Regions from separate parts of the Mus musculus genome. Here regions 2 and 3 are each linked to region 1. Evidence: chromatin loops called from intact Hi-C (ENCODE). Cell type or tissue: left cerebral cortex. All regions are shown on one strand.

What was found. Hi-C counts contacts between places; a loop is a spot of excess contacts. Peaks named below come from ENCODE experiments on the same cell type or tissue, not always from the same donor. Only the 100,000 strongest peaks of a DNase experiment are listed, where the experiment ranks them.
Region 2: a loop joins it to region 1, with 5 times the contacts of the local background. A loop is called at or near these places in 9 of 42 quality-filtered maps.
Region 3: it touches region 1 in a loop (4-fold over the local background); 6 of 42 quality-filtered maps call a loop at or near these places.

What each region holds. Positions count from the first base shown.
Region 1 is chr13:23,751,301-23,753,800 of GRCm38, forward strand. H2ac4 (H2A clustered histone 4) reads left to right here. Exons shown (of 1, transcript NM_175660.3): 1 at 1-292. The coding sequence ends at 225. H3c2 (H3 clustered histone 2) reads left to right here and starts at 1,045. Exons shown (of 1, transcript NM_178203.3): 1 at 1,045-1,540. The coding sequence starts at 1,080. The coding sequence ends at 1,490. In left cerebral cortex, CTCF peaks have their summits at 165 and 1,013; DNase peaks (open chromatin) are centred at 222 and 961; H3K4me3 peaks cover 667 bases; H3K27ac peaks cover 615 bases.
Region 2 is chr13:23,561,949-23,564,448 of GRCm38, forward strand. H3c6 (H3 clustered histone 6) reads right to left here and starts at 437. Exons shown (of 1, transcript NM_178205.3): 1 at 1-437. The coding sequence starts at 417. The coding sequence ends at 7. In left cerebral cortex, a CTCF peak has its summit at 1,374; DNase peaks (open chromatin) are centred at 55, 545, 1,242 and 1,368; H3K4me3 peaks cover 1,476 bases; H3K27ac peaks cover 2,045 bases.
Region 3 is chr13:23,550,502-23,553,001 of GRCm38, forward strand. H4c6 (H4 clustered histone 6) reads right to left here and starts at 1,167. Exons shown (of 1, transcript NM_175655.3): 1 at 785-1,167. The coding sequence starts at 1,142. The coding sequence ends at 831. In left cerebral cortex, a CTCF peak has its summit at 1,184; a DNase peak (open chromatin) is centred at 1,195; H3K4me3 peaks cover 1,039 bases; H3K27ac peaks cover 1,143 bases.

The DNA of each region.
Region 1 (2,500 bases):
GAGTACCTGACGGCCGAGATCCTGGAGCTGGCGGGCAACGCGGCCCGCGACAACAAGAAGACGCGCATCATCCCGCGCCACCTGCAGCTGGCCATCCGCAACGACGAGGAGCTCAACAAGCTGCTGGGCCGCGTGACCATCGCGCAGGGCGGCGTCCTGCCCAACATCCAGGCCGTGCTGCTGCCCAAGAAGACCGAGAGCCACCACAAGGCCAAGGGGAAGTAATCTGGCGATTGTCTGTACTGCCCAGTTGAAAGTTAACCAAAACAAAGGCTCTTTTCAGAGCCACCCACATCTTTCCATAAAATGAGCTGCCACCTCGTGAAACGTTCTTCCACTACAGTTTTTATACTACATATGAAAAAGTTACGAAGTAGCTTTCAATCTTAGTAAATTGATTTTAATACTGTTAGTCCCTGCGATAAATCTTACGACCTTCCTTAGTTTGAGTCAAAAGTGTGTAAGAGATGAAACCTTTAGAACATACTATATAAATTTTTAGTAGAAATTTGGCACCCAGGTTTGTCATTCACGTCACGATTGTCTAGAGCATAATGGTAGTAAGGGCTAAGGGCCATTAAATCCCACTTCCATAGTTTCGGCAGTATTTTAACTAACATGATCTGCCTGTGTGTATCGGTTTGCAAATATTTGATTTTAGAATTGATAAACTACATTTATTTAAACTAGGTCTTGCAAAGCTCACAAAACCTACTTTAAATTTCTATGTTCACTTGTTTGATTACCTGAATTGAGTTTTCAAAGCTTGAGACAATTTGATGTATGTATGTAAGTAAAATTATGTAAAACTTTCTTATGTAAAATTTCTGTTCACAGGAGTTATATACACTACAGTGTAAAATTAAAGTGATAGCAAAGATGGAGGGGAAGAGAGGCGGAGAGTGTGCATGTTCTGAAAGCTTTTTAACCAGGATTTAGAAGCAGAGGCTGACCAATCCCAACAAAGCGCGGGCCCTTTGAATGTTCTTCGGTCCAATAGCGGATAGTCTGATTGTATAAAAGGTGGACAGCGCCTTGCAGCTCACTATAGTGTCAGTCTATTTTCCCTTGTTAAAGTCATGGCTCGTACTAAGCAGACCGCTCGCAAGTCCACCGGCGGCAAGGCCCCGCGCAAGCAGCTGGCCACCAAGGCCGCCCGCAAGAGCGCCCCGGCCACCGGCGGCGTGAAGAAGCCTCACCGCTACCGTCCCGGCACCGTGGCGCTGCGCGAGATCCGGCGCTACCAGAAGTCGACCGAGCTGCTGATCCGCAAGCTGCCGTTCCAGCGCCTGGTGCGCGAGATCGCGCAGGACTTCAAGACCGACCTGCGCTTCCAGAGCTCGGCCGTCATGGCTCTGCAGGAGGCGAGCGAGGCCTACCTTGTGGGTCTGTTTGAGGACACCAACCTGTGCGCCATCCACGCCAAGCGTGTCACCATCATGCCCAAGGACATCCAGCTCGCCCGCCGCATTCGTGGGGAGAGGGCTTAAACGAAACAAAGTGCAAACTGGAACCCAAAGGCTCTTTTCAGAGCCACCCACAGTTTCTGTAAAAGCAGCTGTTACTTTTCTACTGTCTTGGAAACTTTGTTTTTCAAAGATTTATCTAGTTACAAAGTATACTGTTGCTTTCTTCAGTAGGCATCAGTTCTCACTTCAGTTGTTGCTGGTATTTGAGCTCATGTCCTGGAAACTGCCTTTAAATTAAACAGTAATTTACATATTACAATAAGTGGCCAAAAGTAATGGACTGTCAGGCTTTATGTCATAAGCATTGCCTGTCTTGATTCCTTTTTGGTCTGTTCTTGGGTTTTGTCTTTTTTTGTTTTTGTTTTCGTGCTATATATTTGTGCTCTCTTGTGTAATTTCCACTACAGGTCATATCCAGGTGTCTTTTGTTCACATATTTCTGGTTCCAACACTTGTCTGTCCTGAAGCTTGTGCAATGTTTACTGTTTTTGCTGTTACTCATTGAAATCTAGTACAAAACTTAAAAAATTTTGTTTTCTATGTTTTAATAGATGCTGAAAAGTAGTATTTCAAGTTAAATACAATTTACATTATGCTGGGATATTTCAAGCAATCGTCAGAAATTTTTAGTTTTTGTAAATTTTTTCACTATATTTCTGAACTTTAAACTACAGAGGCCTCTCTACACAACCTCTCACTCCAGACATTGGCTCCCATCCCTTTCCCACTACTTTCTTACATGTAACACTGCCTATATCGGGAATGTGAATAGACAACAAACTACCAAGATTTAACTTGTGGGTGATTCGTGTGGATATATTTTCCAGGGATAATAATAGCAAATACAACAATGACATTAAAACCTGGCTTACAAAATGATAATTTATTTTAAATCACATCTGCACTCCCTGATACTCTTCCATAGATTAAGTGGGGCAGCAGGATCACAAGTTTGAAGTCCCCTTTGTTACAGAATGAGTTCAAAGACAGCCTTGGTAGTTTAGTAAGACCTTGTCTTGATATTAGAAGAG
Region 2 (2,500 bases), 190 kb before region 1:
TGCCTATTAAGCCCGCTCGCCGCGGATACGGCGGGCCAGCTGGATGTCCTTGGGCATGATGGTGACACGCTTGGCGTGGATGGCGCACAGGTTGGTGTCCTCAAACAGACCCACGAGGTAGGCCTCGCTCGCCTCCTGCAGAGCCATGACGGCCGAGCTCTGGAAGCGCAGGTCGGTCTTGAAGTCCTGCGCGATCTCGCGCACCAGGCGCTGGAACGGCAGCTTGCGGATCAGCAGCTCGGTCGACTTCTGGTAGCGCCGGATTTCGCGCAGCGCCACGGTGCCGGGACGGTAGCGGTGAGGCTTCTTCACGCCGCCGGTGGCCGGGGCGCTCTTGCGGGCGGCCTTGGTGGCCAGCTGCTTGCGCGGAGCCTTGCCGCCGGTGGACTTGCGAGCGGTCTGCTTAGTACGAGCCATTGCAGAGGAGGAGAAACGGGAGCAGAGGGCTCGGGCTGCTGCTATTTATGCTGGAAATGCGTCGCTCTGATTGGATTCTGGCCAGCAGCACTCAGGCGTCATTCGGAATTTGCGGAAGTGCATCTGGGGATTGACGATTGGCCGATTCCTGTAGTACGATTTTTGATTGGTAAATAACCAATGGTAATTCCGTCCCCTTAAATAATCAGGTTCTAACTGCTGTTTGGTAAGCCCGGAGACATTTCACAGACGAACGTTACTCGTGTCATCTTCCGGTTGTGAACCTGACTTACTATACACAAAGCATGTTCCCAGAACAAAGTGCTCTAAAATTCTAGTTTAACCATTTTCCTGCCTCTGCCATTATCTATATATGTATGTATATGTATACATATATATATATACACACACACTCATGCACATATTTACACACACACACACACACACACACACACACACACACACACACACACACACACACACATGGAAATTGCTAATGCAGTTTATCTGGCGGCCACTACCTGCCAGGAGCTTTGCTAATTTCTACCTCCAGTTTCCCGGAACCATGCTCCACCTACGAAGCCTTTCCTTGTTTATTATTTTCCTCGGGTTAGTTAGTGTCACGTAAAGGACAAGTGTAGTTTTTAATGTGTTTAAAATGTAAGTTAAATTTCTTTCCAGAGACCAGCACGATCTCTTTGTTTTGTGTTGGAGCAGAGCGAGAAACTACCCGAAAACTCAAGAAAGATGGCGTCGCGGTGTTTCTGAAGATCCTTTGTGTTGACTTGCGGTTCATCTGTGGAGACCTGACGGTCCGAGATAAATAATACTTTGTTCTTGCCCACATGCTAGAACCTTTCTTATTTTCAGGCACAGATGAGTCAGCTTATTTTCAAATTACAGTATGGTCGGTTAATAGCAAGTATAAAACGAATCCACAGGGTACAAAAGTCACCTAGTGGTGGTCAAGCAATCTACACTATCCCTAGTCATTTCTTTTGTCCACAAGGTTTTAGAAATTTGGTCCAATCAGAGTTTAGATCGGTAACTCCTCGTTTGCATAATCCTGCAGTGAAAAATAATGTTGGGAAGAATCCCAATATTTTCCCTTTCATTTTACTAATCTGAAAACAGGAACATGTTGAGATAGGGGATGGGCACCAGATATTTTGAGATGCTCTTAAATAGTTTTCTGTCACAATCTTGTATAAAAAATACACAGGGGAAGTGGAAGAATGAATGCATCATGACCCAATTTCCCAGTTTTCCAACTCTGTTCACTGTGACGATGATTCTCAAGAGAAGACATATATCAATAAATAGCGCATGATTGAGGAGCCCTCATAAGTCAAGACCCGCAGAAGACCTAACTGGACACTTGGGAAGATTCAGTTTGGATTAGGTCATAGTGCTTTTTATGTATACTCCATACAGCCTGTAGTAAATGTTTTCCCTTGATAAATGGGATGCAATTTCTGCAGGTTCAATGTGGGGGATTGTTTTCTGCTTGGAAGCAGGACAAGACAGGGCAAGTGAATGTGACTTTCTGACAGCTGCTGTTTGTTTTTTGTTTTGTTCTTTTTCCTTTTTAAAAATGATGTGTATGGGTTTTACCAGCATGTGTATACATTGCAGCACATGACTTGGAGGCCAGAGGAGGGCCTCAGACCCATCGGGACTGGAGATGGTTGTTTTGGGAACTGAACCCATCTGGAAGGGTAGTAAGTATGTGATCTTAAGGACCTTCTCATCTCCATAGCCCGAACAGCTTTTAGCTTTTAAGTATTTAAATGTAGCTCTAAAAATTATGTCCAAATTTTCTATTTGGACCTTTTACCAGGTCAGATCTAGTGAATTTCAGCAGACAACTGCACCCAAAGCACTCACATGCTATATAGGCTACTATCCAGGTTCTCAGCAAGTTAGAAATTCCCAAGTATAGATAGCTCCTTTGCATACCATACTGAAAATGAAGAACACGGGCAGACTTGACAGGGGAGGTCTCCCGAAGCAAACAGCCTTTACCCAGGACTCCCAGGGTCAAACCTCAATGGCCTGAGTGGGTGGGTGGGCATGTTCTTGC
Region 3 (2,500 bases), 200 kb before region 1:
TTTTATTTTTGTACAAAAGAGATGAAAACTATTTAAAATTGCTTAAAAAACACTGCAGGGGAAAAGATAACTCATCATTAAAATAATTTGAAAAGGACCCAGAAAGCATACAGAAGAATGAGAAAAACAGGATGTGTGCCAGGAAGCATGTAATCTTGATATTGCTAAGTTAGGAATATAGGGTCACTAGTGTGCTTTTGGGCCCATCATTTTGACTGCGGGAGTGGTTGTGATCTCATGTATAGCAGGAGCTGTAAATTTGGAAGTCAACAAGCCATTTAGTAGTCGAATCCTTCTCAATGTGGAAAGCCTGGCTCATAGCAGGGTAACAAGTCTAAGTTGCTAAGTAATAAGGCCACTTAAAAAATATGAACCAGTCTGTTAACTAGTAATGGAGTTTTCCCTCTGGAGCAACGTTGTCAGGAAGAGCTGGCAGCCTTGAGCTTTAGCCCAGAAGTGAAACGTTAGGGTTGTAATCAAGGATACAGGGGAAAGAGCACACAGGTTAAAACAGCTCTTTAGGCCTAAGAATTTTGTTCATCATCTCTTCAAAAGTATCTTTTGCCCTTTGTATTTAGCACCTTCAAGGGAATAAGACTCAGCTTAAGCACTGGGAGAAAGCAGTAGACCTTGTCTGGATTTGATGTGTTATAATTACTACAAACTACTGGGGAAGCACTTTCATTGCCTAGATTTACCTTTTGAAAAGTCTCAGCCGCCATTTTGAACTTTAGGGACAGAACAATTACAAGTCGAGAAATGCAAACAGCTTTTTATGACAAAGTGGGTGGCCCTGAAAAGGGCCTTTGAGAAAGAAGCTCCAGGTGAGCTTAACCGCCGAATCCGTAGAGGGTGCGGCCCTGGCGCTTGAGCGCGTAGACCACGTCCATGGCGGTGACGGTCTTGCGCTTGGCGTGCTCCGTGTAGGTGACGGCGTCGCGGATCACGTTCTCCAGGAACACCTTCAGCACACCGCGGGTTTCCTCGTAGATGAGACCGGAGATGCGCTTCACTCCTCCGCGCCGGGCCAGGCGGCGGATGGCGGGCTTGGTGATGCCCTGGATGTTATCGCGAAGAACCTTACGGTGGCGCTTAGCGCCGCCTTTGCCCAGGCCTTTTCCTCCCTTACCACGACCAGACATGGCTATGGAGCACTGAGTTGAAATTCCTTAAGCGCCCTCTACAGCTGGTATATATATGGCGAATGCGGACCTTTTAGAGGACTGAAAAGGCGCGGGCGGGAAGGTGATTCTGTATCCGCCCCTCTAACTCACTGGCTGAATCCTATTGCTAGGCGGAAGGCACAGCCCCTGTGGCGAGGGGAATATGAGTTTTCCGCTTTTCTCTTGGAGTTCTTAGTCACTAGTTTGTGTCCTTCAGGAGCGTACTTGTAGGTTCTGACAACCGATAGTTTATAATTCTCCCAGCCACTCATCATTTTTAAAAAGGAGGTTGTTATCCATACACTTATCTACAAAACCGGATATAGTACAGTAAGGTTATCTTTTAGGTGGAAGATTTACGAAAATGTAACTTCTAAAATTTTGCAAGCATTATTAAATCTCACTTATGAAGCTCTTTGCATTTCTCAGAGGCTTGCACATAGCTCTGTTTTCAAGTCTACAAAGGGCACTAGTATTGATTGAATATATACTGCTTCCCTTTTTTTTTTTTTTTTTCTCGAGACAGGGTTTCTCTGTGTAGCCCTGGCTGTCCTGGCACTCACTCTGTAGACCAGGCTGGCCTGGAAAGATGGAGACTTGCTCAGAGTTGAAGATCTAATCTTTTTAATAAACGCTATTGTTGCTGGGGAGGACTTTTGTGTTTCATGACCGGTAGCCACCGTTTTCTTTTTAGCCTCTGTAGTACTGGTTTGAGCCCCATCCTTGTGTAGAGAGAGGCCATCTTGAAGATGTGCTTTGGCTATTGCTTGTGTGAGACGTTTCTATGATAATGGTAGAGAAACAAACAAACAAACAAAAAACCCAAAAAAACAAAAAAACAAAAGTAACTACCATGTACTCAGGATGTGCTTATCCCAATTACCCCACAGAACTTTTCTATGCTTCTTTCCAGAAAATCACCAGTCCTCACCCCACTCACTCTGTACATACCAGAATGCCAAAACTAGTGTGAGTACAGTGGGGTTAAATAGCACAGTGGATTCCTCTCCCCCACCCAAGGAACTCAAAGGTCACTTAAGGGAAACTAAGTTCAGGCTGTGAAGTGTGACATGACATCAGCTCAGCATATTCCTTCCTGCTGCCTAGTAAGTACCCCAGTGAAGCAGCCATATCCCAATTGCATTGACCTTGCCCTGAAACTTGTTGAGCACAGTTTCAGTTATCTAGACTGTAGATGGGGATGTATTTGCACATTGGAGAATGGGCTTTTCTAAAAAATCGAGGACTTAGAATACTCCTCAAGTATGCAAGATGCTATTTAGCTTCCACACACAGTTAAAAGGTGTTACAGAGGGGAGAGAGAAGTGGGAGGGGGG